Regions from separate parts of the Mus musculus genome. Here regions 2, 3, 4, 5 and 6 are each linked to region 1. The links are chromatin loops, found by intact Hi-C in ENCODE. Cell type or tissue: heart. All regions are shown on one strand. Region 1 has its middle 38 kb from the start of Gm41394. Region 2 has its middle 12 kb from the start of Pced1b. Region 3 holds the start of Amigo2 (adhesion molecule with Ig like domain 2). Region 4 has its middle 47 kb from the start of Gm41393. Region 5 overlaps Gm33205 (a long non-coding RNA gene). Region 6 has its middle 41 kb from the start of Rpap3.

Evidence for each region. Peaks named below come from ENCODE experiments on the same cell type or tissue, not always from the same donor. Only the 100,000 strongest peaks of a DNase experiment are listed, where the experiment ranks them.
Region 2: a loop joins it to region 1, with 2.4 times the contacts of the local background. A loop is called at or near these places in 18 of 42 quality-filtered maps.
Region 3: a loop joins it to region 1, with 2.6 times the contacts of the local background. A loop is called at or near these places in 18 of 42 quality-filtered maps.
Region 4: it touches region 1 in a loop (1.9-fold over the local background); 4 of 42 quality-filtered maps call a loop at or near these places.
Region 5: it touches region 1 in a loop (7-fold over the local background); 11 of 42 quality-filtered maps call a loop at or near these places.
Region 6: it touches region 1 in a loop (6-fold over the local background); 5 of 42 quality-filtered maps call a loop at or near these places.

What each region holds. Positions count from the first base shown.
Region 1 is chr15:97,579,925-97,584,924 of GRCm38, forward strand. No RefSeq gene overlaps it. Among named protein-coding and RNA genes, the nearest start is that of Gm41394, 38 kb to the right of the region's middle. In heart, no CTCF peak of the experiment used is centred here; DNase peaks (open chromatin) are centred at 1,007 and 1,987; H3K4me3 peaks cover 433 bases; H3K27ac peaks cover 246 bases.
Region 2 is chr15:97,233,035-97,238,034 of GRCm38, forward strand. No RefSeq gene overlaps it. Among named protein-coding and RNA genes, the nearest start is that of Pced1b, 12 kb to the right of the region's middle. In heart, CTCF peaks have their summits at 2,384 (motif pointing left) and 4,107 (motif pointing right); no DNase peak of the experiment used is centred here.
Region 3 is chr15:97,244,352-97,249,351 of GRCm38, forward strand. Amigo2 (adhesion molecule with Ig like domain 2) reads right to left here and starts at 2,936. Exons shown (of 2, transcript NM_001164602.1): 1 at 2,622-2,936; 2 at 1-2,246. The coding sequence starts at 2,188. The coding sequence ends at 629. Pced1b (PC-esterase domain containing 1B) reads left to right here and starts at 2,756. Exons shown (of 6, transcript NM_172293.4): 1 at 2,756-2,813. In heart, CTCF peaks have their summits at 2,706 and 3,677; DNase peaks (open chromatin) are centred at 2,070, 3,070 and 4,120; H3K4me3 peaks cover 3,119 bases; H3K27ac peaks cover 2,065 bases; H3K27me3 peaks cover 1,866 bases.
Region 4 is chr15:97,451,683-97,456,682 of GRCm38, forward strand. No RefSeq gene overlaps it. Among named protein-coding and RNA genes, the nearest start is that of Gm41393, 47 kb to the left of the region's middle. In heart, a CTCF peak has its summit at 2,016 (motif pointing left); a DNase peak (open chromatin) is centred at 4,259.
Region 5 is chr15:97,196,579-97,201,578 of GRCm38, forward strand. It overlaps Gm33205 (a long non-coding RNA gene), which reads right to left. Exons shown (of 4, transcript XR_875636.1): 2 at 4,949-5,000; 3 at 3,036-3,154. Among named protein-coding and RNA genes, the nearest start is that of Gm33205, 4.7 kb to the right of the region's middle. In heart, no CTCF peak of the experiment used is centred here; no DNase peak of the experiment used is centred here.
Region 6 is chr15:97,662,798-97,667,797 of GRCm38, forward strand. No RefSeq gene overlaps it. Among named protein-coding and RNA genes, the nearest start is that of Rpap3, 41 kb to the right of the region's middle. In heart, CTCF peaks have their summits at 1,055 (motif pointing left), 1,554 (motif pointing left), 2,720 (motif pointing left) and 4,767 (motif pointing right); DNase peaks (open chromatin) are centred at 1,234 and 3,784; H3K4me3 peaks cover 647 bases; H3K27ac peaks cover 593 bases.

The DNA of each region.
Region 1 (5,000 bases):
TTAAATGGTCTGAGCTTGTGGGAGAGGACGCTGCCTCTGCTTAGAGGGTCAGCTGTGACTGTAGTAGGGAGCTGTTCTGCATCAACCTGGCCCAGCCCCCATCGGCCCTGCCATCAGCCCCTCCGTTCGTCTCTGCAGCAGCACTCCGCAACTAGCTTCCTTTACATCCCCAGTGATACATTTATTCCTTGCCGATTCAAGTGACTTCTTTCACATTATCTGGGCAGAAAGTTAGAGCTTGTCTCTTATGTTCTTTGTAAGCGCTCTCATGGTGTCACTGTGGTCTACTGTGTCAGCAGCAATTGCAAGGGTGACAACAGTGGTAATGGTGATGGTGATGGTGGTGGTGGTGATGGTGATGGTGATGAGAGTGGTGGTGGTGGTGGTGGTGGTGGTGGTGGTGGTGGTGGTAGTGGCGTGATGGTGATGGTGATAATGATACCCCAACTTTATACGTGAGGAAACTCTTGCTAAAAGGGTTAGGTCACTGATTCAGTGTCACATAAAGAAGTCGTCGAGACATAATTTAAAGAGGCACAACACTAAAATTAACTGCTAAACTGTAGCTGTCCAGCAGCCACAGAGAACTGGGTACACCTGAAAAGGAGGGAGGCGAGGTGGAAGACCTCATCCTAGGTTGGAAAGACTCCACCCTAGCTGGGTGAGCAGAAAGACCAACTGTGGCAAACCATTAAGATCTGATTAGCCTGCTCAGGGCTGGGGGAAGGGCACACTAAACTGCTGTTTCTCCCATACCAGAAGAATAAACCTCTTTCCGGGAGGGGGTGTGTGGGATGTTTTAAAAAGAAACAAAGAAACTTACTATAGGGATCTACGTGCAAGACTTCTAGGAGAACTAAAAAGTAAGTCCATTATTTGAGTCTCCTGTCCCAGTGCTAAGTGCCGAGCTCAGGAAGCAGCTGAGCAGAGGTCACAGAACCCTGGAAGTCATCGTTGACGTCAGGGCTGCTCCAGCCCCAACTCAGAGACTACAGCAGACACAAAGTCTAGGAGACACTGGAAAGTTCACATCCTCTGAAGCCAAGTGTGACTGTCACCCACCCCTGATGCCAGGGTGGACAGCTCCACTCTCTCTGTCTCCCAAACATCTCAACCAAATCTAAACCACGCTGTTATAGTCAGCTTCGGTTGTCAACATGGCTCAGTTGGAAGGAGGGAACCTCTCTCTGCTGAGGAATTGCCTCCACCAGATTGGCCAGTGGTCATGTCTGTGAGACATTTTCTTAATTGTTACTTAATGTCCACTGTGGACAGGGTCATCCCTGGACAGGTGATCTGGGCTGTATAAGAAGGTTAGCTGAGGCTGGGCAATGGTGGCGCATGCCTTTAATTCCAGCACTTGGGAGGCAGAGGCAGGTGGATTTCTGAGTTCAAAGTCAGCCTGGTCTACAGAGTGAATTCCAGGATAGCCAGGGCTACTCAGAGAAACCCTATCTCAAAAATCGAAGGAGGAGGAGGGGGAGGAGGAGGAGGAGGAGAAAGTTAGTTGAGCAAGCCATGGGAGCCAGCCAGTAAGCAGCGTTCCCCCAGTCTCTGATTCAGTTCCTGCCTCCAGGTTTCTGTTTGAGCTCCTGCTCCGGCTTCCTTGAACTCTGTACTCTAACCTGTAAGACGTGATCAATCCTTTCTTCCCCCAAGTTACTTTTGGTCAGTGCTCTAATCACGGCAACAGAAAAACAAACAAACAAACAAAACAAACTAACAAACAAAACCCAAAGAAGAGCAACAGAGTCTGGGAAATGTAAGTCCCAGGCTTGCAGCCCCCGTGGTACAGGAGCAAGCATTAAAAGGTAGGAACAGCGGCCCAATCGGGTGTGCTTCCAGAGAAGGTGTGGCTGCTGACCTCCGGGTCCGCGCTAACAGTCTCCACCTGCTGGTAGACACGTGCTGGTGCAGGCCAGGTCCTTATCCTACCAAGCCGGGTCCCTGTGATGCTGAGTCACCGCGGCCAGCAAGTTCTGAATGACTGTGTTCCCTCTTGGGAGTGCTCTCCCAGCTTGGGAGGAAATCTCCCTGGCTCTGAGGAAATCCGTTGCCATACTGAGGAGAGAATCCATTAGTTGCTAAGGAAAGAGAATGTGGCCTCGTGGACCGCTGGACCCTGGTGGTTTGATCCTGTGGCTGGGGCCATGAGCCTCAGGCATGTGACTAAGTCTCTGGTTCTCGCTAGATTCCTGTGTGTAAAATCCTCTGACTTGACTCTCAGCTCCTTGCAGCCAGCCTGGCCAGCACCTGCGGCTACATACTTAGAATCTCTCAGCCCTGACCACAGAAAATCCACGCGAGAAGCACCTGTGTTGCTTTGTGGCCGGCAACATCTAATCTACGTCAGGGCAGGGAGAGATTTACCCATGACAAGGAAGGGCAAAGAGCCTGCAGTCAGCTACTATGGCCAGAAGAGCATTCCAGCCACTGGCTTTACCGCATCGTTCACCTTATTTCTCTAGCAGGAGCTCCAGTTGATATGAACATTGTATTGATCAAAATCCTAACAACCATGCCTTGGTCCCCTGCAAGTTCAGCTATGTATTTGACCTGCTGACTCTTAGTTTTTAAAGGATTTCAACACACACACACACACACACACACACACACACACACACACACACTTTTTTTCCCCCTGTTTAAGACACCTGAAGAAAATTGTTTTTCTTGCCTTACTTTAACACAGATGACCGGATCTCATGCCACCATCTGCTCTCTGTCTCAAGGCTGTGCTCACCTGTCCAGCAGTGGGTGACTCCACTGTATGTGCCAGCAGTACTCACGGGATGAGCACTGGGGAGCACCACCTACAGACGAAGGATGAGGATGAAGAGGAGGTGATGAGATCAAAGACAGGGAAAGAACAGATGGTGGCGACAGAGAAGAGCAGGACAGAAGACAAAACCCTCAGTGACAGCCACCTGGCCCAAGAGCCGTGGACTCATGGGTGGAACATTTGACTTTGGCAGGTCATGGTTCTCAGAGGTCAGAGGTCAGCCCTGCTGGTGTTGAAAGGGTTGGGTTATTACAAATTCTGTTTCTCCCTTTCCATGCAAGGACAATCATGTCCTACCTGTCCATCTAGCAATGTCCTTGTCCTGATAGATCTCAGGGTAGCAACAGAATAACAGGGGTGCAGAGCTCCCCAGAGAGGCCCCTGGGTCCACGCCAAGACCTGCCCCTCCATCAGACTCAGCTCTGGGGAACGGAGCATGCTGTAAAGGCCATTTAGGCAGAGGTGAATGCAGAGGACCCAGCCGGGTCAGAAACATGATCTGGCTTCTGATTTGACGCCTGCCCGAGTTAGCTTCTGCAGTAGGAAACTGCCTAGATAGAGGTCTGAGAGGGCCCACACCCGCGTACCACGAGCATAATGAGGCAGAGCTGGGAGAGACGGTCCATCTCCTTACTTAAGGCTTAGGTGCGCCTTTTTCTTTGTAAGTGATACATTATTTTATCATGGAAAAATTGGAAATTTGGCATCTGCCTGTCTGTCTTTTTCTCATACCCTGCTGGGCCCTAGCTGTCTGCCCTCTGTGCCCATACTTTCTGATTTGTTTGTTTGTTTGTTTGTTTGTTTGTTTTGTTTTCCAAGACAGGGTTTTTCTGTATAGCCCTGGCTGTCCTGGAACTCACTCTGTAGACCAGGCTAGCCTCGAACTCAGATATCCACCTGCCTCTGCCTCCCAAGTGCTGGGAGTAAAGGCATGCACCACCACTGCCTGGCATACTTTCTGATTTTACCTGTATTAATGACTAACCTTCTTTACCCATTTTCACATTAAATATCCAGTGTATTTTGGCATTTTTATATTCTGTTGGTATTGACTAAAGACAAGGTACAGGGGGCTGCATATCATTTAGCACATGTGACCCCACTCTAAAGCTCTCCCCTGACCTGTCCCCAGCCTCCTGCCCCACCCAGAATGCATTCACTGCTTCTCTGAACCCTTACAAGCCAGCCCATCCTGCTGAGCTCAGAAGTCCTGAGTTCTAACCATAGCCTGTCTACTGCAACATCTTCTCAGCAGTACGTGCACCACAGAGAACCACGGGCCATCTCCGAAGGGCTGGAAATGTCTCCACCGCTTTGGATTTCCAGTCATCTTAGAGTAAGAGTTAACAGCAGTTGACTTTGGTGTTCTCTGCCCATGCCACACTTCAGACGTTTTTAGAAATGTGGGGAAATGAGGAGCTAGATCTGCCGTGATAATTACCTGAAGCTCACTTAGCAACATGGGAGAAGCACTTGCGCATGCGCATGCGTATGTGCATATGCGTGTCTTTCTGCTCCGGCCTCATGAGGTCTACACACATTAATTAACCTCTTTTGTCTTTATTTTCTCTCTTTTTTTTTTAAAGATTTATTCATTTAGTATATGTAAGTACACTGTAGCTGTCCTCAGATACTCCAGAAGAGGGCATCAGATCTCATTATAGATGGTTGTGAGCCACCATGTGGTTGCTGGGATTTGAACTTGGGACCTTCAGAAGAGCAGTCGGCGCTCTTAACCACTGAGCCATCTCGCCAGCCCCAAAAACCCTTCTCTCTCTCTCTCTCTCTCTCTCTCTCTCTCTCTCTCTCTCTCTCTCTCTCTCTCTCTCTCTCTCTCTCTCTCTCTTTTTGGTTTTTCGAGACATGGTTTCTCTGTATAGCCCTGGCTGTCCTGGAACTCACTTTGAAGACCAGGCTGGCCTCGAAAACAGAAATCTGCCTGCCTCTGCCTCCCGAGTGCTGGGATTAAAGGTGTGGGCCACCACGCCCGGCTGTCTCTATTTTCTCATCTCTCATTTGGGGCTCATATTAGCCAGAATTCTTCAGAGGAGTAGAATCAATAATGTAGACTCCTTTGGCTTATATCACCAGACATGGGTAGTCCCATAGTCTCACAATGGGCGTTACAGGTTCAAGAGTCAAGGAGGGGTGGGGTGGGACCAGTAGCTGTTGCAGCCAAGACCTGGTAACTTCAGAGAGGATGTTTTGCTGAGAACAG
Region 2 (5,000 bases), 350 kb before region 1:
GCACTTGGAAGGCAGAGGCAGGTGGATTTCTGAGTTCAAGGCCAGCCTGGTCTACAGAGTGAGTTCCAAGACAGCCAGGGCTACACAGAGAAACCCTGTCTCGGAAAAAAAAAATTCCTCTACAAGAAAGGACAAGGGTAGAACCGAGAAGCCATCAGTATAAACCCTTGCAGGGGAATGCCCCTGGACTGGGAGTGTCTTCTAAATACCTCTGAGGTAGGGAGGAGCCGGGGGCAAGTGTAGCTAAGTATCTCTAGGGTGGTTTGATAGCAGCTAAGTACTTAGTTCTTATGTTCTAAGTAGTTTCTAGAATGAGAAGAGATGAAGGTGTCAGCCTCTGCCCACAGCTCTGAATCCTTACACCCTGTGGGAAGAGACCCCACGTCCTCCCAGGGATCCTCCCGTTATCTCCACACTCAAGAGAAGTGCAGGGTGCCTCATCCTGTAAGTGACACTCCTACCTCCCCAATGCGTGGTGCTTAAAGCCCAACAGGCCAAGAGACAAAGAGCAGGGAGTCAGGCAGCCAGATTATTGGTTGCAAAATCCCTGTAAAGTAATGACGGACTTGATTCTTTACGAAAATCCAAGACCCTGCATGGGGCAATGTATGGTTTTATCTTCAAAATCCCTGCCAGGTCTTATCCCTGCCAGCAACGTCTTGTCCTTCTGATCACTATATATCATAGGAGATCATGATCCTTATTGCAAATTATATATATATAACAATAAATGTTGTGTGTTTCCAATTGGATCCTAGAATGACTGAGGTTTACAACCCAAATAGCTCCTGACAAACTTGGCCCAGGATCAAGCAGTGTTTCCTCTGGGTTTGGGGAAAAAGTCAAAGTTATTATAAATGGTTGCTAAGGGGGAATGTTTGCTATTTTCTCCACTGATTTGAAGTAGGTCAGATTGAAAGCTGAAGACATCCCTAAGGTTGTAATTAACTATGAATATTAAAAATCTGAGAGCAAATTAAAAAAACAAAACAATCGACTTCTTTTAAACTCACGGATATTTCACTATATTCTTTTCCCCAGGCGAGCTGAGTTCTTTGGAAAAAGAAACACGATGAAAAATGGATACTCTTACATGCGAATGAGTTCTGTAAAACAAGACTTTGAGGGAGTGCAGCTCAAGCACAAATGCTTTGGAGAAGTTTTTAAGCAGGCAGAGTTGGGGCAAAGTGCACACACATGTGCGCATGCACACACACACACACACACACACACACACGCAATCATCACGAAGGTCAGTCTGATAACCTACCCTTCAAAGCCAGACTTTTCTGTCCCTTTCCACCCAAGGCAGCCACTCTTACAAAACTGGTTTAGTCCAGTCAATACATGGGCTCACAATGTAGACCTAATTACAATGAGGCTTGGGTAACACTCCTTGGTCTCTGAGACATTTCTTGGTCTGCAGAGTGACCACTGAGTTAAGTAGGATAACTTATCACAATCCAGCTTCGAATGAGAAACTAATGTTCCTAGCTCTTTTTAGCCTAGCAAAACATACGGCTCTGTGTGAGGCACTTTAGCAGACTTTCCTTGAAGAGCTATGAGGCAGTCCGTGTGGCTGCATCTCCAGACCAGAAGGACAGACGGAGGACTGTGAAGTGAGGAGGATCTTTACACTGCACCCCTTCCAAAGGGACTAGTGACCCCACACACACTCCTGACAGGGCTCATTATAAGTCTGAGCCACACTTCCAGCCTTTGTATTGGGCTGGGCACCCATGGAAGCCGCCCAGGCATTATTTCTTCCAGGAATTCTTTGACCTCATCAGAGCATTTCAGCGACGAGACATCTACTCCACAGTAAAGCTCTGCATGGCTTCAAAGCCTGGGAGTGGTTTGACTGTTGTTATACTCTGTTTGAGGATGAAGAAAGTTACATACTGGGCTTTATATATATAATTTATTTATTATTTCTATGAATACACTGTAGCTGTCTTCAGACGCACACCAGAAGTGGGCATCAGATCCCATTACAGATGGTTGTGAGCTACCATGTGGTTGCTGGGAATTGAACTCAGGAACTCTGGAAGAACAGTCAGTGCTCTTATCCACTGAGCCATCTCTCCAGCCCCCATAACTAGGTTTTCAATAATGTTTCTTGGATGGGTGGGTGAATGAAATTGAAATAGAAATGCCTGTTATGTGCTAAGTCTTTGGCTTAAGAGACAGATGACAGGACGAGGACCGAGTCAGGAAGATGAGGACATAAAAAGAAGAAGAAAGGCCGTAGTGATGGAAGGCAGACTCAGATGGGTGTGTGGGAAAGGGCAGTCTCTGCAAGGCTGGAAAATATAGTCGGACCACAGAAGGGAAAGCAGCCTCCGTACAGAAATGCAGCAAGAGCAAAGCCCTCTTGTGGAGAGGAACGGTACTGCAGACTAATGGACTAAGGTCATGGTTCTCAACCTCTGGGTCCATATCCTGCACATCAGATACTTACAGTTCATAATAGTAGCAAAAGTACAGTTATAAAGTAGTGATGAAAACAATTTTATCGTTGGGGGATCTGAAGTGGTATCTTGAGGGTTCTTTGGAGAGCCAGTTGTATTGGATGGCGTTTTGCTGGGGCAAGCACGTGAAGGAGTGTCACGTGAAAGGACACGTGACGAAGGATTCTTTGCTAACAACACGATTGTATTGGTCCGCCTTCCACTGCGTAGTTGAGCTGCGTTTGTCCAGACTCAGAGGATGACTGGCTGCCCGTGCCACACTGAGGAGAGTATTAATAGGACTCCATGGAGTGACAGAGACAGAGCTTGGCTTGCTGCTACAGCTACCTGTGCGATGCTTGTGGGTCTCGCATCTTCACTGATTTTCGCTTTCCTGAGAGAGGCACAGCCAACAACATCTCCTGGTGTCCCTCTGGGTCCCTCCTGCTGGCTCAAGCTGAGGCTGAGGCCTGGCTGTCTCTGCTAGCTCGTGTCACCGCTGTTGCTAACCTGACTCTACCGAACTGGAAATGCTGGTGTGCCTGTGAAGTGTTTGCGAGTGGATCGAGCTGCCGCCGCCTACTGACCTGTGAACTGAACTGCCCATTTCCAGACAACACAGATGGGAGTTGCTCCCAAGAAAGCTTTCTAAACAAGTCCACTTCCTCTGGTGAGTGGTGGGCTAAAGGGAGGTTAAAGCGTTTTAAGAACCATCATTAAAAACGGGATTTGAAAACAAAGCTACAGGTGTCACCACAGCACAGAGGAACTGTATTAAAGGGCCCATTAGAAAGGTTGCAAAGCACTGTACAATATCTACAGCTGATGGTTGTTCTGGGCCCAGACCACGAGGTTCCCCATACACTTCCAAGATTGCCCTCTAAAAGAAGGTTTGTGCAAAATAAGGCATGAGACAGAATGTGGGTGTTAGCATGGAGCCTTACACGCAGGAAATAATTATACTGTTCTCTTTCTCACGGCAGGGCCAGCACACATTTAGAAAGCTTTATTCTGCTGTGGGTGGTGGTGAGACTTGGGGCTGTGAGCGTAGACAATGGGCTAGCATGGCTTCCCTGTGGGTCTTGAATAAGCCACAGGTAGTACAACTTGAAATGAGCCATCTGACACTCATTTGGGGTCACTATTAACTACCCTGCCCTACCTCTGTAAGGCATCAGCAGGTGAGGACCCACCGTAGGTGGTACCCACAACATCCAGAGCAACACTTCTCAGCCTTCCTGATGCTGAGTGAGACCCTTCGATACAGTTCCTCATGTTGTGGTGACCGGGGCAACCATAACATTGTTTCGTAGCTACTTTATAACTGTAATTTTACGACTGTTGTGAATCATAATGTAAATATCTGATCTTCAATCCCCCCCCCCCAAATGGGGTTGCGACCCACAAGGTGAGAGCCACCGATCTAAGTCTCACCCACATTATCCCAGGTTGCAAAAGCAAGGTATCTGCCAATCACATTCCCGTTTTGCCTCCCGTCGGCTGTTAAAGTCACTAGCAGGCACCTCTGGATCACTCTTGAATCGCTTTAGGGTTATTTGATTATCCTCTGGGCCGCTTTGGTTTTGCCAACTTGACTTAGGTGAAGAAGAGGGAAATTCAATTGAGAGCATTTACATGGGACCGCCTGTAGGTGGCGCCCCACCCCTGGGCAGGGGGCCCTGGGTGGTGTAGGACAGTGCACTAGGTCAGCTATGAGGGGCCAATTCATAAGGAGACATAGTCCCTGCTTCAGTTCCAGCCTTGGCGTCACTTGATGGACTGCGACCTGACATATGTGAGCCAAATACACCCTTTCCTCCCCAAGTTGGTTTTAGTGACATTGTTTTGTTTTTATCACAGCAACAGAAACCAAGCTAAGTCGCTCTCTCTACCACAATTGAGGACACTATAGCTACTATCCATACTTATGGCCCATGCACTGGCGACGCTTAGGAACATTGTCATTCACAATGTGGAGGCCCTTTGTCCTGTCACCCTATGATACAAAGATGCTATGGACGCTACAAATTTTTCTGAAAATATTTTTAGTGCTCAGCCAGAATATTACCTAGTAGAAGTTTTTCATGAAGTACGCTAGCAGGGGTACTTTAAAAATAATTTTTAAATTATCTCGGTTTTAAAACCCAGTTTTAAAATTAGTTTGGAAAATCCCTAAAAAGGTTTGAATTGCCCACATTATTTTCCTGGAAATTGAAATTTTCTGCTCTCCCTCAAATAAAACTTACACTTTAGAAATCACAAATAATTTAAAATTCTCAGAATACGGAAGTTAATCCCTTGTTCATCTTGTTCATTTAAACGAGTTATACAGCTAATAGTGTCAAGGCAGAAATATATTTTGCATCTTCAGTGATTGCATGGAGAAGGAGAATCAGATTAATGAGTCAGTAAAGTGGGGAAGCCTGGGCTTCCGTGATGGTTTAAATGAGAATGGTCCCTACAGGCTCCTGTATTTGAACGTTTGGTTCCCCAGTAGGTTGAAGTGTTTTGGAAGGATTAGACAGTGTAGTCTTCTAGGAAGAGGTATGT
Region 3 (5,000 bases), 340 kb before region 1:
ACCAGGGTATTCAGGACAGCGAGGACGGAGAAGACAGCTAAACAGCTAAATGTCCCTTTGCACTACATGGGATGTGGCAGAACCCTGTGGATGTTATAAGTTTGTCATTCTGGTCTGAAATGATGATTTTGGCTGAAAAACCTCTATGCTAACTTTATGCTTTATAAATAGCCAATTCTTCCTTCTATATCTTTTAAAAGGGAAAGAAGCCACTAATGTTTTTCTTTAAAAGAAAAAAAAAAGCTCAGCTCAACTTTGGTTCTAGTAAGTCAAAAAGAGTCTATTTTTAAAGAATGCTAACACATAGCTCCATTTTTCCTTCAAGATAACCAAATAAAGAGATAATGGCTGGTCCTACTGCCTTCAAGGCAGCTTTGAAATCCTCGGCGATGCTGAAGGCTAAGATGCTGTTACTCAAAACTCTCAAACTCAACCGTCTCCTGACCCAGTCCAAGAAGCAACCAGTGTGCTCTGCCTCACTTCCTAGCAACCATCTTAAAAAGACACCATTTGGTTTCATCTCAAAAGACAAAATAGGGTTTTCACCCCGTCCTGCTATTAATTCTTCGGACCAAAGTTAAAGCAGGGAGACTTTAAATCACGACACCAGACGAACACAGGCACCCAGCTAAGTGGATGCCACAAAGGGTGTGTCTGAGAACACGGAATTGACTGAGTCTGAGTCAGACTTTGCCCTGGTGGACTTTAAGATGCCCTCGGCTATAACGGTCTCACTGGGGAAAAGCTTGACTTTGCCATTCTGTCCGGCCGCCGTGTCCTTCAGGGGCTCCAGAAACACGACTCTTTTACCTGCCTTCCGATCGTCAGCAGAGGCATCGCCAGTGGGGCCAGGACTGAGAATGGACGAGTGGGCACTGCTTTGGCTCAGCGTGTTTTTCTGTCTCTTGGCTTTGCATTTGCATGGGCACGGCGTCAGGTACAGATACAGTAGCACTAGAACTATACTGGCCACGCAGGCAGCCAGGGTGGTAAAGGCCGTGTTAAACGCCTCGTGGGCGTGGGATCTGTTTATGGTGAAATTGCTCACGTTGATCATGATATCCACCGTCTCGTTTAACAGCCGCTGCCTGTTCATTGCGATACAAGAATATACCCCGGCGTCCTCAAAGCCAGGGTTCTCTATGACCAGACTTCCGTTGTAAAACACACGAAAGTTCCCCATGTCTTTATCTGGCTCCAGCAGCCTGTTATCGGGACCGACCCAGATGAAATCAGTATTTCCATTGCCAGTCTTGCTGTCACAGTGGACGATCGCCCTCTCCCCAACCTGAGCCTCGTGGATAAAGCCAAGTGCGTGGAAGGAGCCGTTGATAACGCTGTAAGAACAGTTCAGAAAGCTCTCCTGGAGCAGCTGCAGCTGGTGGGAGTGCCTGGAGTCAGACCACAGGCGACAGGTATAGTCATTCTTAAAATCCATCACGGAGCTAAAGTGCCTACGGTACCAAAAGATCAGCAACGAGTACAGAGAACAGTCACATACAAATGGGTTCCCGTGAAGGTAGATGCCTCTCAGCTGTCTCCCCGGCACTAAGTTTATATGGTGCATCGGTATGGAAGGGATTCGATTATAGGAAACATCTAAAAATGTCAGATCAGCCAGCTTGAACCTCCCAGTATACAAATCCATAGGGAACTGTGTGAGAAAGTTCCCACTCAGATAGAGTTTCTGCAAGTGGGAAAGCCCCCCGAACGCTGCGGGGTCCAGATAGGAAATGTGGTTGTTGTACAGCAGCAGTACTTCCAGAGCCTTCAGCTCTTGGAATGTGGCACTCTTTACCGACTTCAGCCTATTGGATGATAAGTCCAGACACTTTAAATTTGGGGTTGTGGAGAAACTGCCCGTGGAGATGCTGGTGATGTTGTTGTGGCGAAGAATTAAGGTGCTCAGCTTGACAAACGACACCGGGATCCAGTCGGCATCCAACAGTCCGATTCTGTTATAGCTCAGATCCAGTCTTTTAATCAGTCTGAAAAGGTTCCCGGGCACCTTAGATAGGTTTTTGTTGGTGCAGCTGACAATGTCGGTGGCACAGATGCAAGCAGTGGGGCACATTCCTGAGGCGCTGGGGCTCACCATCACTGCGATCACCAACAGACACAGCAGCTCTCTGCAACCCGGTTTGACAGCTCTAGGCAGGGTGGGCAGTGTGTGGAACCTTAACGACATTATGGTCGCCTCTGAGTCTCTTGCCAGTCGCTTCTCATCAGCTCAGTCTCCCACCAATCTGGTAACAACATTTAAAACGGGAGAAAAGTACAAGTTAACTGCCACTAGTTAACCCGTTAGAGTTATTCCGTAATTGCTTTCATTCCAATTAACTTTTGAAATGGGTTCCATCTCCAACAGGGGTGGCTTTTTAATAAAGAACCTGTTATATGCATTTTTCCTAGATTACTCCAACTCAGTGAGATTTCCAGGTACCTTCTCTCAATGCGACAGTCTCAGCATGAGAAACTCAGGCTTTTTTGTGTGTTTTTGTTTCTAAAGGATGCATTCTGCCTTAACTCCCTCCACCGACACACACAAAAACACACAATCGCATCCCATAAACAATTGAACGGAAATACTTAGCCAGCCGTCGGTCTAGCCGACCACTCACAGCGCTGGGAAGCCGCAGCGGCTCGGAGAGGCCGCCGACGGCGGTGCGCTCGGAAGGTCCGCGCGTCCGCCTGCCGGTTTGCGCCCCGCGCGCTCGCACCTTCCCTCCAGCTCCCGGTGGGCGGCAGCCTCTCAACTTTGGCGAGTTTCGAGGCAGCGGCGCGGGCTCCCCGGCTCTCTCGCTCGGCTGCAGGTACCGCCGGAGCTCGGCCGCGCCGGGAGCGGGGTGGGCGGCGGGGGAAGCCGGCCCGCCGGTGGCGCTCGCAGGCTGCAGGGCCCGGGCTCCCGCGCCCGCCGCCCGCCTTTTATCCCGTGCGCCCGGGGTCGGGAGCGGGCGGGAGGCGGGTCCCCGCGTCCTCGCTCCTCGGGCGCCGCGGCGGGCGGAGCAGGGGAGGGGGGGCGCAGCCAATCGCAGAGGCGGCCCCGTGCGGGCTCCGCGCCGCCTCTCGGCCGGGTGGGACCGCAGCGAGGCCTGCGACTCTGCACCCCCAGGCCCCGCGCCCCTCGCCCCGCGCCCGCGGGGGAGCCGCCCAGCCCGGTAGGGAGCCGCCCAGGGTGCCGGGGTGCCGCGCGCCGGAGCCCGCGGGCGGTGGCCCGCAGGTGGCACCCCACCCCGATCTCGGAGCCTGGCTTTAGGGGCTGGGGCGAGGGGCCTGGCGGGCGCTGTGCACCGGGTGCTTGCTGGGGTCCCCGCCCGGGTTTGGAGGAGGAGGAGGAGGACAGGAGCGAGGGCCGCGGCGCGTTCCCTCGGGCACCACCGGGGCTTTGCGGGGGGAGGGGGTGCGGAGGCGCCGCGGGGACGCCCCCCGGTTCCCTGGGAAAGTTCGAGCCCTTTTCCTAACTCGGAGACGGCGGCCCGAGGCACCGGGCCCAGCTCTAGAAGCAAAGGGGCAGGAAAGAAGGCTTCCGGTTGGAATGCACAGATAAGGGCATTAGCCTTTAAAAAAAATAAACAAAAAAAACAAAAACAAAAAAAATCCAGAGTCGCGCTGGCGGCTTCAGGACTAGGATTAATTCGGTAGGGGTGGCTACGCAGAAGGACTTGTCCCCTAGAGGCCCTACAGCCACCAGGGCTCCAGTAGACTGAGCTAGCATTCTCGGAAGGCACAAGCTGAACAAGGCCATGTGAAAATGAGGGAGAGAGCTTGAAGCTGGTGGGCTTTTCGATTACAAATCCATTCTTGTTTAAAGGCTTAAACGATGGGATTTGACTGAGCCAAGTGATCCATTTGGCCGTTGTGTACGGATTAAAAGAAATAAATTACTGTCCCTAAAAAACCATGCTAGCCACAGTAGAAGGGCTTAGGGAGCCAATGAAAGGTAGACAAAATTGGGGAGACAGTGAGGGCAGAGCACATGAATACAACTTTAAAAACCAAAATGATCCCCCCCCCCCCCCACGGCATCCTTAAATTTATCGGAAAACTTCCTGAGTGAGTTTTTGGCATGGATCTGATGGACCTGTGTGTTGCGTTAATGTGGACTGGTTCCGGGAGAGCTCAGCGATTCAGGGTTTTCAAGGGAGGGCAACTTGGTTCCTGTTAGTTTCACTTTCACTAAAGATTGACTTTTAAAACCACAAGCATCCAGCCTAGTGTGCTCCAGGGGTGCATTCTTCATTTCCCCAGAGAAATAGGTTTAAGATTCCTATCAGACCACACGCACACCCCCAACCCCCGGGCTTCCCCCAAGAAAACCTCGGGTTTAAGGCTCAAAGTCACAAAGCTGAGCGGTCACCTGGAAATGGAGTCAGGTAATCAAAGGAATGTTATTTAAATGACCAGTAAGTGACTGGGTTTTGCAGTCCTAAATGGAAGGAAATTGGGAAGCTGGTTAACCCGTGCTTATCACAAAATGATCTAAAATGGGTGGTTTTTTTTTTTTTTAAGAAGTGGAGAGTGGAAGTTATGCTATACCTGCAGGCAACTCTCAGAAGTATCTTGCCATCACCCCACAGCATAAACCAGCTGTACACAAACTCGCAGGGGGCAGGTCTATATAAGACCAGCTCTCTGGACTCCCATGCATGTCAAAGGCAAGAGAGGCATGAAAGGTGTGTGTTTACTAGCCTGGAGACAAGAAAGCTGACTTCAGTAATAGCAAAAGGTATGGCCTTACTTTGCGGAAGGTAATGTTTTTTTTTCAGGTTTATTTATTTGATAACCTTTATCACCTCATGGATCTCCACCATGTTAGTCAATGTTCGGTTGCTATAACAAAATACCTAAATGGGGCGCCTTTCTCAAATGAAATTGAACCCACAATTATAGAGATTGGCTGTCCAAGGTCATACCTCTTGCTCAGTCCTGCCTCTAGAGGAGAACCCACAGGGTACTCACAGCAGGGTGGATGGTTGAAGAGTAAGTCAGGGAGCAACATA
Region 4 (5,000 bases), 130 kb before region 1:
CAGCAAGTGCTCTAACTGCTGAGCCATCTTGCCAGCCCCTAAAATATCCCCCCCCCCCCCAGTTTTTCAAGACAGGATTTTTCTGTTATAGCTCTGGCTGGCCTGGAACTCACTCTGTAGACCAAGCTAACCTTGAACTCAAGAGACCTGCCTGCCTCTGCCTTCCAAGTGCTGGAATTAAAGGTGTGCTACACTACCACCCAGCTCCCTAAAATATCTTAACTTTAAGGAGAGTTTAACAGTGAACTTTAGAGAGAAGAGGGACTGTAGAATATATTTGCAATAAGAAATTGTTTTTCAAAAACTGAGAAATTTGATTTTTGCTTAATTCTCTCTAATCTTGAATATTCCTACCATTAGTCTTAAAGGACATTAGTTCCTTTTGGATTATATGAACATTCTTTTATTGTTTTTAAAGATTTATTTATTTTATGTATGTAAGCAGCTGACATGCCAGAAGAAGGAATCGGATCCCATTACAGATGGTTTTGAGCCACCATGTGGTTGCTGGGAATTGAACTCAGGACCTCTAGAAGATCAGCCAGTGCTCTTAACCATTGAGCCATCTCTCCAGTTGAACATCTTTAATTGTAAATATTTCAGTGAGCCACGCATGTGGCTGTAGGGACTGGCTGGTGCTGTGTTTTATGAAGAATGGGGCGGATTCTCGGTAGTGTGGCACACATTTTTCATCCAGTCCAAATAAAGGGATATGGCACAGCAGGGGCTCTGTGAGAAGTGAGTGTGCTCTGGATGGTTAGAACGCCCAGATGAAGGTCTGAGTGCGGTCGGCACATAACTTGCACATAACCCCTATGTCTTCACTCGCTTATCTATCAGTACTGTGATGCGTGCATGCATCAAAGACGTGTTTCCAAGTGAGCCTGGAGCCTGTGCACATCGATGTGAGAGGTGAAGCTAAATCATAGGCTTTTACATTTTTTCCTTAACTATATATTCTCAGGTTTCTGAAATCAAAACATAGTGCTTATGGAATGAAAATAAAAGTTTATTTTCGAAAGAGCTAGAGGTTGCTATAGAAATGCATTTTGACCCAGACCCTAGAATGTATCAAAACAAAGATTGATCACTGAGTAGAACTATATAGTCAGCACATGTTTCTAACTAGAACAATTTGGTAATTAAATCCACCTAGAAGACCGGTGGGGCTTTATGAACTGTTAAGACGGCTGTAGTAGCCAGTGTTGCTCAGCATCATCTCTGGTCTATTAGGAGGTAGAGACAGAATGTTGTCTAACATCCATTGTTTCCAGCAAGGAGCAGGGCTGTTGACCACTATCTGCCACACCCAGAACAGACCCAGCACAGGGGCAGGGCAGGTGAGCTTAGGCAAGAATCGATAATCCATGACTAATGATAATGATGACGGCGACGATGGCGATGGATGGTGATGTTGCTGTAATCACAATAGGAACAAGATTAAAGGATTAAGGAGAAGCTGCTTTGTGCTAAGGGCTCATGGGAAGGAGCCCAGCTGATGATAAACAGAGGTTTGACTCCATCTACCCAGAACAGCAGGCAGGACCACAGGATCTGTACCAGGCTTTGACCATATCCCTGGCAGGGCCCTCAAAACTCTGTCCCACTAACAGAAAAACTGGTTCATGCTTCCAACCCTCTAACACCTTCAGTCCCTCCATATACTTATTTTATCATTTAAAAAGTAACTTTGGGGAGCCAGAGAGATGGCTCAGTGGTTAAGAGCAACCGGCTACCCTTCTAGAGTTCCTGGGTTCAATTCCCAGCAACCACATGGTTGCTCACAGCCATTTTGATGGGATCTGGTGCCCTCTTCTGCTGTGTCTAAAGAGAGCAACACTGTACTCACATACATAAAATAAATAAATAAATAAATCTTTAAAAAAAAGTAACGTTGGAGCTGGACAGAGATGGCTCAGCAATTAAGAGTCCTCATTGTTCTTCCAGAGGACCCCAACCACCTGTTAACTGCAGTTCCAGATACTCTGACGCCCTCTTCTGGACTCCACAGGTACTGTACTTTTGTGCATATACACAAAATAAAATCTTTTTAAAATATGAAAAATAAATAAATAAATAATATGGAAAAAAGACTTTTTCTCTCTCTTTTTCTTTCCCCTCCTTCCTTCCTTGTTTATTTATTTGTTTGTTTTGTAGCTTTGGAACATCAGCTTGTGTTTGGCCAATGTTGCTGTGCTGGGAAAACTGGAAGCATGAGTCATTCATATTTGTGGAGGACACAGAAAATAAACACAGAGATAAACAACGTGAGCCAGGTGTTAAGCACTGTGTACTTGTAACGAGTACAGACGAGGTCTGGAGACTGGCAGAGGTCCCTTCCATAGCATGACATGTCAGTGAGCAGGCTTTTGAAATCTGTAGGTTAAACATCCTAGGCGGAGAGGACGGAAAGAACAACGTCTCCAAGACAGACATCTGCTGGAGAGGCTGCAGAGGAGCAGCCTGGATGATGTGCACTGACCATGGGACCAAGGATGAAAGGGATTCTGAGAATCGGCCAGTGCTCTGATCCTGTAGGGCCTGCTATACCACAGTGGGGATCTGGAGTTTATGGTGGTTCAAGTGTTAGAGAAGGACAGCAATCTGGTTGCTCAGAGTTTATAACAGAATTTATTTGGCTACTGTGAAGGGAAAGAATTGGGTCTGTGGTGGTTTGTATATGCTCTGCCCAGGGAGTAGCAGGATTAAGAGTTGTGGCCCTGTTGGAGTAGGTGTATCACTGTGGGTAGGCATGGTCTTTAAGACCCTCATCCTAGCTGACTGGAAGACATTATTCTGCTAGCAGCCTTCAGATGAAGATGTAGAACTCTCAGAAACTCCTGCACCATGCCTGCCTGCCTGGATGCTGCCATGTTCCTGCCTTGATGTTAACAGACCGAACCTCTGGACCTGTAAGCCAGCTCCCAATGAAATGTTGTCCTTATAAGAGTTGCCTTGGTCATGGTGTCTGTTCACAGCAGTAAACCCCTAACTAAGATAGGGACAAATGTAGCTGCTGCCCTGGCAAGGTGGGGTTAAGGAGAGAGGCTGCCTAGCTCCACCTATGTCAGGAGGTAACTGGATGTGTAAAGTGAGATCCAGGCCTAGTCAACAGAGATTCTAACATCCAGCAGCTATAAGCTGTGGTACCTCCACTGTGATAGGAGCAAACATGGAGGAAGAATTTGGGTTGGGGGAGGTTCTGGGATTCCATGCGGGATCTGTGAAGCTTGGGAAGTTCATCACACATCCGAGTGTGAGTCTGTCAAGCAGGCATTTGTAGAAGTCTGTGCTCAGAGAGTTTGGGAAAGCCATCAGTGCTTAGACCAACACCGTCTGGTATGTGTATGATACAACCTGGTATGCTTGTAGCCCTCCTATCCTCAAAAGGGAGAGAGCAGGCAAAGTTAATTTTGATAGTGTGTTTTATTTAACCAAATATATATATAACCTCACAATTTTACCATGTCAAAGCATAAAAGTGCCAAGGAGGACTTTTGCAATTTCACGCACAAGTGACACTGAAGATTGAGGCTAGAGCCTTGTCATCAGCACTTAGGAGAAACAGCGTGTGTGGCTGGCATCATTGTGTTAGACAGCATAGGTCTATTCAGCCCAAAGACGCAATGAGAAGCAGTGGCCGCAGAATCAAAGAGAAAGCTGAGAAGCCCAAGGATGAGCCCATGGGAGCACTAGCACTTGGTGACCAGGAAAAAGAGGAGGATGGAAAAAAGTGGAAAAGGACAGGAATGGAATGTTGTGTATCCTGCCAGGGTGTGGGGCACTGCCTGAGGTGCACCCTGACCCATTCATGCCATTCTCTGAGATGTGACTTTGTATGCTAAAAACATGAGTGAGTGAGAGAGAGAGAACCTTAAATGAAGAAGACATGAGGCCCCCCCGTGGGGACCCAGAACTCAGGCCATCTGCAGTGAGAAATATGAATAAAAGATCAGATGGAATCAGGACCAAGACACAACCACAGATTGGCCAATGGGAGGGTCGTGTTGTACTGTGGTTAAGCCAGGCTTTCATCTACCCTCAGAGAGAGAGGGCACTTCTGGGTTTTGCTATCTGATCGCTATGCTTTTAGATCTGCTTTCTCTGCAACCTTGTATACTATAACAGTTAAAAGACTCTTTAATGACTTGCCCAACCCCAACACACACAATCAAGAAGCTGGAAAACCACTAAACAGTGCGACTGGTGGAGATCTGTGACAGCTGCTTCCTGTTTGGCAGAGACCTGGAAACAACTTTGCCAGTACAGGTTCCCAAGGGGTCAGACACGTGTAATCCGGATTCAGCTGGAAGTAAGAGGTAGGTGGGCCTAAGAATGGCTTACAAAGCACATAACTAGCCATTTCCCCTCCCATCTCTCTCAGAAGAACCCTGGCCCTTCCACCCAGGCATAAGAACAGGATAAACCAGGGCATCGTGGGATGGTTAAGAACAAGACACAGAGAAGAGGAGCTGGTATTGGATAAAAATCTAACAGTGACTTGTGGGATCACCCCACTTCTATCGCTGGCCTGCTCCAGCTCAGCTTCTGAACTATAGATTGGATAGCATGTCAGAAGCTATGACTAGACCAAGAGAAAAGGTCTCTGACATTTTCTTGATGATGATGTCATGTCTACAAGCACTATTCTTGAACATATGCTAAGATTCTGGGCATCTCCTTTTAGTTCCCCATTCTTGGCTATACGTGGTTAGCCAAGGACTATTTGAAGAAAGAGTCTAACATGAAAGGGCAAGATAAAAATTATTAAAAATGCTTTGGAGGTTTAGATTGTATAGGGGATGCTAGTAAGAGAAGATCTCTGATCTGGAAAGCCAAAATCAGATGCTATAAGAAAAATAGATCATTAATAAAACAAAAAGAGAACGCTTAAAAAATGGAAATATGTCACTGAAACAATAAGTTGACTATCAGGGTTGGCAGGTAGGTCGGCTGAAACAGTAGAACAAAAAAGGAGATAGGAGGAGGGGAGGATAAGA
Region 5 (5,000 bases), 380 kb before region 1:
TGTATCCTCCCCACCTCCATCGCTTTCCCCAGCCAGAGGAAAGTCTGCTGGGAATCAGAAGAAATCTCAAAAGAAGGTATCAGGCTTTCCACAGGTGAGTATTGAAGCCAATATATTACAATCTTCTGAGGTTCAAAGACCCCCAACAGACCTAAGGTTGTTGTGTAAGCATTAAAATGCTTATGCAACGCAGAAACTGTGAAGGAACGAGGAGAGCTGACGCAGACGACAGAAAGGCTTTGGGTAATTGGCTCAGTAGCCAGCCAGGCTGAAGGAAATGGAAACTGCCACGGGCAACGGAGGAGGCAGATGAGGAAAGACAGTCCCGAGGAGTCAGGGAGAAAAACCATCCATCCCATCACCCTTTGCTGGGTCCTTTCTACCACCCCACTCCTCTCTCATTGAGGCTAATTCTATTTCAGTAAAGCTACATTGTTATTGACAGAAAAGCTCTAGTTTGTCTGTCTATTTAAAGGCTTTGCTTGTCATTATGATGCATGCAGAAATGAAGGACCTACAGTCTGCTCGTAGATCATGACTTTACCTCTACACAAGCACCCAGTTTGAAGCATATCACACCATTCTCTGATGAAACCCAACATCACCAGACTGTTAGGGCCACATCCTGGACCCTGGCAGTGTGAACACACTGGGACCGGCCATAATAGTGAAGTGCAGAAAGGGACGTGCACAGATAATACTCCTCGCCAAGGATGCATCCATAATTAAGCAGTTCTGGCCACGGCCTGGTCCTGCCCATCACTGCCTTAGCTCCAGTCTCTCAGGGGAGAGTCTAGTCAGACAAGTTGTCAGAATTCTGAGATCTCTTCCTGGGAGACAAACTCTCCCTCTGGCTGGCACCATGAGTCCAGTCAGCATGAGTCCCCGAGGAACGTCTAATTGTGAGAATTCTAAAGCTGCCAGGTAGCCAAAGGGGGGGGGGTCATGATGTCTCCTGGATTTCTTCATTCCTGGCAAGACGGTCACACCGGCACCTGGAGATGTTCAACAGCAGCGGTGACAGTCTCACCGGTCATAGCGTATCTCAGATGACACCGATACTCACTCGTCAAACATCTGTGGGAGACCCACTGTATGCCAGTGCTATAGAAATGAGCAAGCCTAGAGCCCCATCTGCAAGGAGCAGAGACCCAGCAGAGCAGAGTGGGGACCCGTGTTCATGGACACAGCGGTGTAAAGCTTTGGGCTACGTGCAAGTTCCTTAGTGAGGAGTCCACGCAAAGGCCTGGGAAACCCAAACAACAGGGACCGCAACCGTCTGTGTGTCCCCCAACACAAAGGGCAGGTAGGCAGCCCAAGCCAGGTGCATCTGCTCTGTGATGACATCCAACCTGGGCTTTGTTCTCTTCCCACTGGTCTTCCCGGCTTGGAAGGATTTGTGATCATACCTGTTTCCTGGTGATTGTTAGACGGCAGTCATGCAAGGTGGCGGGAAGGAGGATAAAGGAGGATGAAGAGGGAGGGATGCTAGCCATGCCCTCCCTCCTTCTCCCTCCCTTCATATCTCACTTTGTCCTTTTTTTCAAAATCAATCCCAGAGAACACAGGACAAGGTTGCTATCTTACATCTAATCTGTCACAGTTCTGTTATGGGTCCACCTTGACTGGTGCACTGCTAGTAAGAGGGATCTTGGGGGCTGGAGAGGTGGTTGCTCTACCAGAGATCCTGAGTTCAATTCCCGGCAACCACATGGTGGCTCACAAACATCCATAATGGGATCTGATGCCCTCTTCTGGCATGCAGGTGTACATGCAGATATGCACATTCATATGCATAAAGTAAGGAGGGATCGTGGGGTCAGAATCATGCTAGCCACTCCACAGTGTGGGGCATGCTAATACATCTCCAAGGCTTTCTTCTATCCACTGGTGAAACCCTTCCAAGCCTAGGTCTTGAGAGCCTTGGCAGGGAAGGCTTGGGCAGGGCTCCTGGTAAGTCTGTGACTACTGGTCTTCCAGTGTAGTTGTCTGGAACAAGACGAAGAGCGAGAGGGAGCTCATCTTTCAAAAGACAATCCTGTTCACTCTGTGTGTTTGTGTAGGACCAGAAATTCAAAGAAGAGGACTCACTTGCCTCCTTAAGTACATCTGCTTTTCCACTGTCCAGGATTTGGAGTCTCTTTTAGGCTGTTGAGGACCCAGTAACCCAACTTGATTTGAAAGCAGTGACTGGCACCTCACACACCCCCTTTGGCACTCCCACGACCAGATTATAAGACTGAGTAGCCCCTCGCCAAAGCCATTCACCTCAGTGAGAAGTATTGACTAACTTACGATTCCATGCGTAGAGAATGTCCTTTAGCCATTCATTGCTTGCCAGGCACTGAACTAAACTCCTCAGATCCTTCAACAGTGACCATATGACATGTAGTAGTGGCCATACGACAGTTCATCTACAAAGTAGCCAAGGTACACAAAAACTGTCACCTGTCCCAGCCCACATATTAGCATCAGAGCTGGATTTAAGCCCAGACTTTCTGCTTTGTGTTGGGAACTGAGCAGAGGCTCTTAGCCCTAAATCATCCCTCCTAATGGTAGGGAAGATAACATTTCCCTGCATCTCTTGGGAATACGGACAGTGGGAACCTTGTGGCCACTGCAGGTCTGCTTAGGTTGGAGCTAGTGATGCAAGAATATAAAGAATTTAAGGTTGTAACTGTTTGCTCCTTCACTCAGCATCTGTTGAGCCTCTGCTGTTTCTAGGTGCTGTGTCTAGGTGCTGTGTCTAGGTGCTGTGTCTAGGTGCTGTGTCTAGGTGCTGTGTCTAGGTGCTGTGTCTAGGTGCTTCAGAGCCTTGCGATTCCACACCAAGCAAGAGAACCTGGCCCCTCCCTGAGTGCTTAGTCTCCAGGGAAGGCAATCACATAACATCAATGGAATGATGCCACTGGAAACACTCAAGGTGCTGTAAAAGTACATCGTGGAGGGACTGGGGTGATAGCTCAGGGGTTAGAGAATTTACTGCACTTGGAGAGGCCCAGGGTTCGATTCCCAGGACCCACCCAGAAGCTCACCATCATCCATAACTCCAGTTCTGGGAGATCTGATCTCTTCTGACATCCATAGGCACCAGGCTTGCACATGATACACAGACATCAATGCAGGCAAATCACCCGTACAACACCAAGTATATCTAAAACAAGCAAAACAAAACAAAAAAAAACAAAATTAAAGCAAAACAACAAAAACCAGTAAGTACATCACGGAGTCACAGAGAGGAGAATCCTACTGGAGGAGGTTAAGTGGCAGAGCAGGTCAGAAAAAGGCTTCTAGGAAAAGTAGTATTGAAACACTCTGCGGGGTTAGCACTGGCTAAAACAAGCTGATAGAGAGCTGTCCCGGCTTAGTGCAGGACTGGAATGAAAGATGAAACTCTCAGGGCAGAAGCTGTAGGAGCTGAAAGATGTGGTCAGGAGAGTCATGAAGAGCTTCGACCTTCTAAGACAACTAAGGCTGAGTGCTTTGTTTACGAATTTGATTTTTTGCAAGCAGAATCACAGAATCACTAATGAGACCATGCCAAGAGTTCCTGCCATTTTGTTCCTTGGCAGCTTGTTAACTCCACGGTAGGCTGAGCATTTAAAAACGAGGAGGATTTTTTTTTCTCATTAACTTCAAAATGTTTGGCAATAAATTCCTTAATGCGCAAAGGCATTGCTCATGCTCTGAACGGAGGGAACAAGATAAATACCTGTTATCTAACAAATACTCGTTGGCCTACATCCTTATTTCAAGAACACAGACAAAAGGCACAGATTTCAACTCTTAGCCTGTTCACAGACCACCTTCAGGGAAGAGATTAGAATTCTTGCCAGGATATGAGATTTTAGACGTTGGCTTCTGGGCCAAGGAAAGACTGCTGCTTGGTCTCTCAGCCTTGTCTCCGGGCCCTGGATGTGTGTGCCCATTTCATGGGGTCAAGCGATCACTGCAAAATCCTGGGTGTAGAAAACAAGATTTCTTGTTGCCTTGGTACAGGGGGATAGGTAAGGGTGCAGAGCCCCCTTGGTGAGGGAGGAGTCAGACAGGATACATAGGTGATGCCAGAGGTTCTGAGCATGCGCTCTGAGAAGTGGCTGAAATTTGGGAAGCCCTGCCCAGACAGGAAACCTGCTTCAATCCAAGCAGCTAGGCAGATCAAAGATGGAGGTGACATGATCCTGAGAGATTAACCGTTCACTCAACAATTGCCATGAGATGCAGTGGCAACATAAACTCACCTTCTTAAACTTTGGTTCTGCTACTATATAACTATATAATATATAACTATATAATATATAACTATATTATTACTATAGGCATTAAAGAAAACAAGAATATTTTATGCCACACTGAATTCAGTCTGAGGAATGCAGATTTGAATTTGATTTTATGTGAATAAACTTATCAAATTAACAGAAAAAAAAAAGGCAAAAACACATGTCTCACCATTTGGGAGAAAGTTTTGATAAAATTCAGTGTGAGTCATAAGTTTTCGAAAAAAAAAACCACAAAATTTCACAAAGAACTTTCTTAGCATAATAAGCAATATTTATAAAACAAAACAGTCTTTGGTTAACACTATACTTAATGATAAAATGCCAGGTTTCTTTTTTGAGATTACAAGACAAACATTTTCTTGTATTACACACACAGTGGGGGTTGCACACAGATAGATATAGATAAATAGGTACATAATACATACATGCATATATACATAGATAGATACATAGATACATGTATAGATACATAGATAAACACATAGATATTTAGTGCTGAGCATAGTTCTGGCCCTCAGAAAACAAAGGCAGGAGGATCTCCCTGAGTTTGAGGCCAGTCTACAAACTGAGTTCCAAACAGCCAGGGCTGTTACACAGAAAAATCCTGTCTGAAAAAACAAACAAACAGAAAAGATAGTTAGCTAGATAGATGGACAGCTGGTACTGACCTGGGGGTGGTGGTGCTTGCCTTTAACTCCAGCACTTGGAGTTGGGATCTGG
Region 6 (5,000 bases), 83 kb after region 1:
CACATACATATACACGCATACACACATACATACACACACATGCATGCATACACACATACATATACACACATACACACATACATATACATGCATACGCACATACATACATGCATGCATACACACATATATACATGCATACACACATACATACATACACACATACATACACACATACACACATACACACATGCATACATGCATATATACATACACATACATACATACATACATAGAGGCAAAACTCTCATATACAAAAATTTTAATTAATATTTAAAATTTTTTAAAAAGATGTTATATTTTATTAAAAGTGCAATGACATACCACTTACAGATTCTTTTATTTTCTCTTTTTTGCTATGTATTTTTTGAAAGGGTTTCTCTGTGTAATCCTGGCTGTTCTGGAACTCCCTCTAGACCAGGCTAGCCTCGCACTCAGAGATCTGCCTGCCTCTGCCTCCTGAGTGCTGGGACTAAAAAGGCCCTGTGCCACCACACGCACCTAACTTTCCAACTCTTAATCCAGCAGTGGCAAGAACTGACTTGTGCTTTTAGAAGTTTGGTGGCTGACGTGGGTAAAAAGATGCTTGCCATGAAGATAAACTGAGTTCTTTCTGTCCCTAGATGTGGGGCACCAACTCCATGGAGTTATCCTATAACCACACCTGTCATTCTCTCTCTCTCTCTCTCTCTCTCTCTCTCTCTCTCTCTCTCTCTCTCACGTATACATTAATAATAAACATTTTTACTTTTACCTTTGCGATAGAGAACGGCTTATAGGGACTAGAAGCAAAGAGAACAAATAGCAGACTAGGGAGATGTTGACTGTAGACTTTACCTCGTTGGTACAGCAAAGGGCTGGGAACTAAGTGAGCTTCAGAGAGGGAACTATGAGGACTTGGGAGAGGGGTGGCCTGGGGGCTATTGCACCAAGGACGGGGATGACTATCTCTAGATCTCTACCCATTCAGGCTGAAAACCACAGGTGGGGAAGTCCTGGAAGATTCAGTGTCTGGTGAGAGCCTGTTTCCTCACATGGTGCCTTCTTACTGCCCCCTTGTGGTACAGAAGGAGCAAGGCAGCTCTCAAGGGCTCCGTCTTTCTGTATTTTCGCCTTCCTAGTTGCTGTGATGCTACCCGGCAGAAGCAATTTAGAGAAGGAAGGATTTCTCTCGCGAGGACACTGCCCACTGTGGCAGCGTTCACAGCCTGGCAGCGGGAGCCTCGGGCAGATGCGTGCTCCATGGCGTCAGCCAGGAACAGCTGGCTGATAACCCTCAAGACCTTTCGCCTGTCAGCTAGGTGCAGCGTCCAGATTACACAGCCTCCCGAAACAGCGCCACCAGATGGAGACCAAATGTCCCGAAACACGAGCTTGCAGGAGATGTTTCACATTCAAACTGTAACATTTCCCAGAGCCAGCCTTCGAGACTCCACAGAATCGTGTAGAAGGGACCCAAACAATAATCTGTTAAAGATAGATTACCATGCACTAAATCTCACCCAGAAGCTTCTGCCCCTTGCTGCCCCCTTGTGGGCACAGGGATGTTGGGCAAGGAGGTCTTAATCTCACACCAGAAATTTCCGGGTGAGATTAAGAATTAAGTACAGAAGATATTTTTAAAATGATTAAAAGCCAGTGCAGTTTTGCATATTTCCACTGCTAATTACAACTGAAAGGACGTCGTGTACAGATCATTCTAAAAGACAATTCTAAACGCCTGGTGCAATGGCTTACACCTTTAGTTCCAGTACTCGGGAGGCAGAGGCAGGCAGATCACTTAGTTGGAGGCCAACCTGGTCTACAGAAGGAGTTCCAGAATAGCCTCGGCTACATAATGAGACCCTGTCTCAAAAGAAGGAGGAGGAGCAGGAGGAAGAAGAGGAAGAAGAGGGGGACAAGGATGAGTGGGAGGAAAAAAGCTGCTAGTAAAGTAGAGAAAAGAAGAAAGACTGTAGCTGGGCAGTGGTGGCACACGCCTTTAATCCCAGCACTTGGGAGGCAGAGGCAGGCAGATTTCTGAGTTCAAGGCCAGCCTGGTCTACACAGCCAGGCCTATTCAGAGAAACCCTGTCTCAAAAAAACAAAACAAACAACAACAACAACAAAAAACCAAAAAAACAAACCAAACAAACAAAAGCAGACAGACTGTCCGGGGACCTTGGGATATGAGGAATACAGTGTGAATTCCCCGAGCTTAGTGTTTTTCTCACATACCAAACAGCTACAAAGGCCGCCAGCAAACTAGAAACACCAATTGTGTGCATTGCAAGAAAGCTCCTAGGATCACCCATAGGGGACCAGCAAGAGCTTTTTCTCATTAGCCACCGCGGTGCAAAGGGTGGCGCTGACATTTTTCCCCCCAGCATTGAAAAGGAAGGCTGTCAGTCAAGAACTCTGGATCCAGTCAAAACATAATTCTTTCGACGCAGTTTTGGTTTTGTGAGCGTTGTGGTTTTAAGCAGTGGTGTCTTTTTAAGTTTCTATTTTGGTGCCCAACCATCGAGTACCATGTTGTGTTCATTAGATCCCTTTTATGAATGTATATGACCCCATTACTATAACTCACTTTTTCTAACGTTTTAATGTAGGGTAATGTCAATGGACAGTCGTGTGATGAAGTTCACAATGTACCACCTATGTACTTAAGAGTTTATGGGGTAAACCAACCAGCTTGAAACGTCACGATGGGCTTAAATGAAAAGCACAGCGCCACCTCCTGGCCAGAAGCTAACAGTGCAGCTGTTTAAAGGGCGCAGTTCTGGATTTACTCAAATCATCACCAGATCTATGAAGTGTAATTTAATTAACGAAATTAAGACTCTTTGGTTTCATAATAGCACATGTAAAGGAGAGTGTAATTAAATCCCAGTGTCTATCACTATAGTATGAAAACCTTAGTCCTGAGTTTGGGTCGTTGTCAATTAGTTTCATTGACCTGTAACAAATTCTCTGATTAACAGTTAGTGTGCTGAAAAGTTAATTCGTGATAGCTTTCTCCTGGTGCCTCGACGTGCAGTGACAAATCACGCTCTGAGAGACGATGTGGAATACATGGGTTCCACGCATGTATTGTACAGGTGGAGCTGACTTGGCCATGTCCGCTTTGAGCCTTGGGACTGAGGTGTTAGGGTTATTATCCGGGGTTTTGAGGTTGAAACGTGATAGAGTGTGTACGTAAGGGCAAAATAAAATTTCCCGTACGCACTGCCTCGAAAAAGAAAAAAGAAACAAAACAAAACCCGAAACTCGGTTGGCGCACGTCAGACCCACTTCCTGCCTTCTTTCTCTTTCAGGGCTTTGTCTTTTCAAGATTCTCCCATTGTTAAGGACGTGGAATTTCCTCGGCCTCAGCCTCCCAAGTGCTGGGATTAAAGGCTTGTGCCATCACTGCCCTCCAGCATATTAACAGCCCGACAGTCACCAGAGACATTTAGCCACTGTCCAACCGCACCACCTTCAGCGCCGTTAAAAAGGAGCCTTTTCACCGGCTCCTTCCCACCTGTATTTTCAGGATATTTCTTCCTTTTCAAAGTCCACTATGATGTTTATTTTAAACCGGGGGTTGGGGTGGAGGTATGTACTGAAATATATTGGGGGTTTGCTTCTTCAAAACACCCTCCAAGTCTCTGGAAAGACCTGATACACATCTACTTTGGGGTGGGCAGACAGCGTGCCAGCCTAGCCACGACTGGACACTGGTCGTGAGCCTCGAGCTGTGCGCCTGTCTGGGCAAGGCACCAGGAACTCAGCTTCTCTGTCTGACCTGCCTATGGCCCAAGGGCAGGGTGAGTCCCACAGCCCTCTCTGTGTGCTGGCTTTTTAGCTGTACCGCCATCATGGCTGGCACGGATGTTAGCTGTACCACCATCGTGATGGATGTACACGGATGCAGCCTCTGTGAGATGCCTCTTGTGTAAATGAGAGAACGAGCTGTTTCTGTCACAGCCCCCAATGTCCACCCCCACCCCACCCTACCCGGGACTCACTTTGTCCTTTTTCTGAATAACACATTCAAAAGTCATATCCTAATTTTTACTATTTATATCTGATACTAATCTTGTTTGTCAACTTGACTGTACCTAGAATCAGCCAAAACCCAGGCTACCGGCATTCTTGTGAGGAATTTTCTTCTTTTTTTTTTTTTAATATTTATTTATTTATTTATTTATTTATTTATTTATTTATTTATATGTAAGTACACTGTAGCTGCCTTCAGACACTCCAGAAGAGGGAGTCAGATCTCATTACAGATGGTTGTGAGCCACCATGTGGTTGCTGGGACTTGAACTCAGGATCTTAGGAAGAGCAGTCAGCGCTCTTAACTGCTGAGCCATCTCTCCAGCCCATGAGGAATTTTCTTAATCAGATTATTTGAAGCAGAAAGGCCCACCCTGAATCTGAGCTACAATTCTGGTGGCAGCCTGCATAAAGGACACAGAAGAAGGAAACTTTGCTCTCCTGGGCAAGCTCATCTATCTTGTTGCTGCTGGCATTCAATCCAACTTCTTTAGGTTCTCAACACAGACTGAAAGCCAGCAGCTCTTCAGATCCTCCAGGACTCCAATATACATATATGTATATACATGCATGTGCGTGCACATGCACACGCACACACGCGCACATGTGTGTGTGTGTGTGTATTCATTCTGACTAATGCAACACACTAAAGACTTACAAATTCAGCAGTCCATCTTACTAAGAAATTAAATTCACTTTCATGGTTGCTAACAAATGTGGACAAAATGTGCTGCTATTTTCTGAATGGCCAGCAGGTGGCAGTAATGCCAACAGAACGCCAACAGCCAGCCTGGGAAACTCTAGCTGTTGTGTCTTTGTGTTCTCAAGGTCAGCTTTTGTCACCGAGTGAAACAGAAGAAAGAACATAGACGTCTAAATCGTGGTAGCCTCTGCATGACCCCCAGGACAACCTGTTCTCCTCTTATTTTCTGAGTTTAAACATTATATGCAAAGCTCCGGGTCCAGTGACTAACACACGGTTG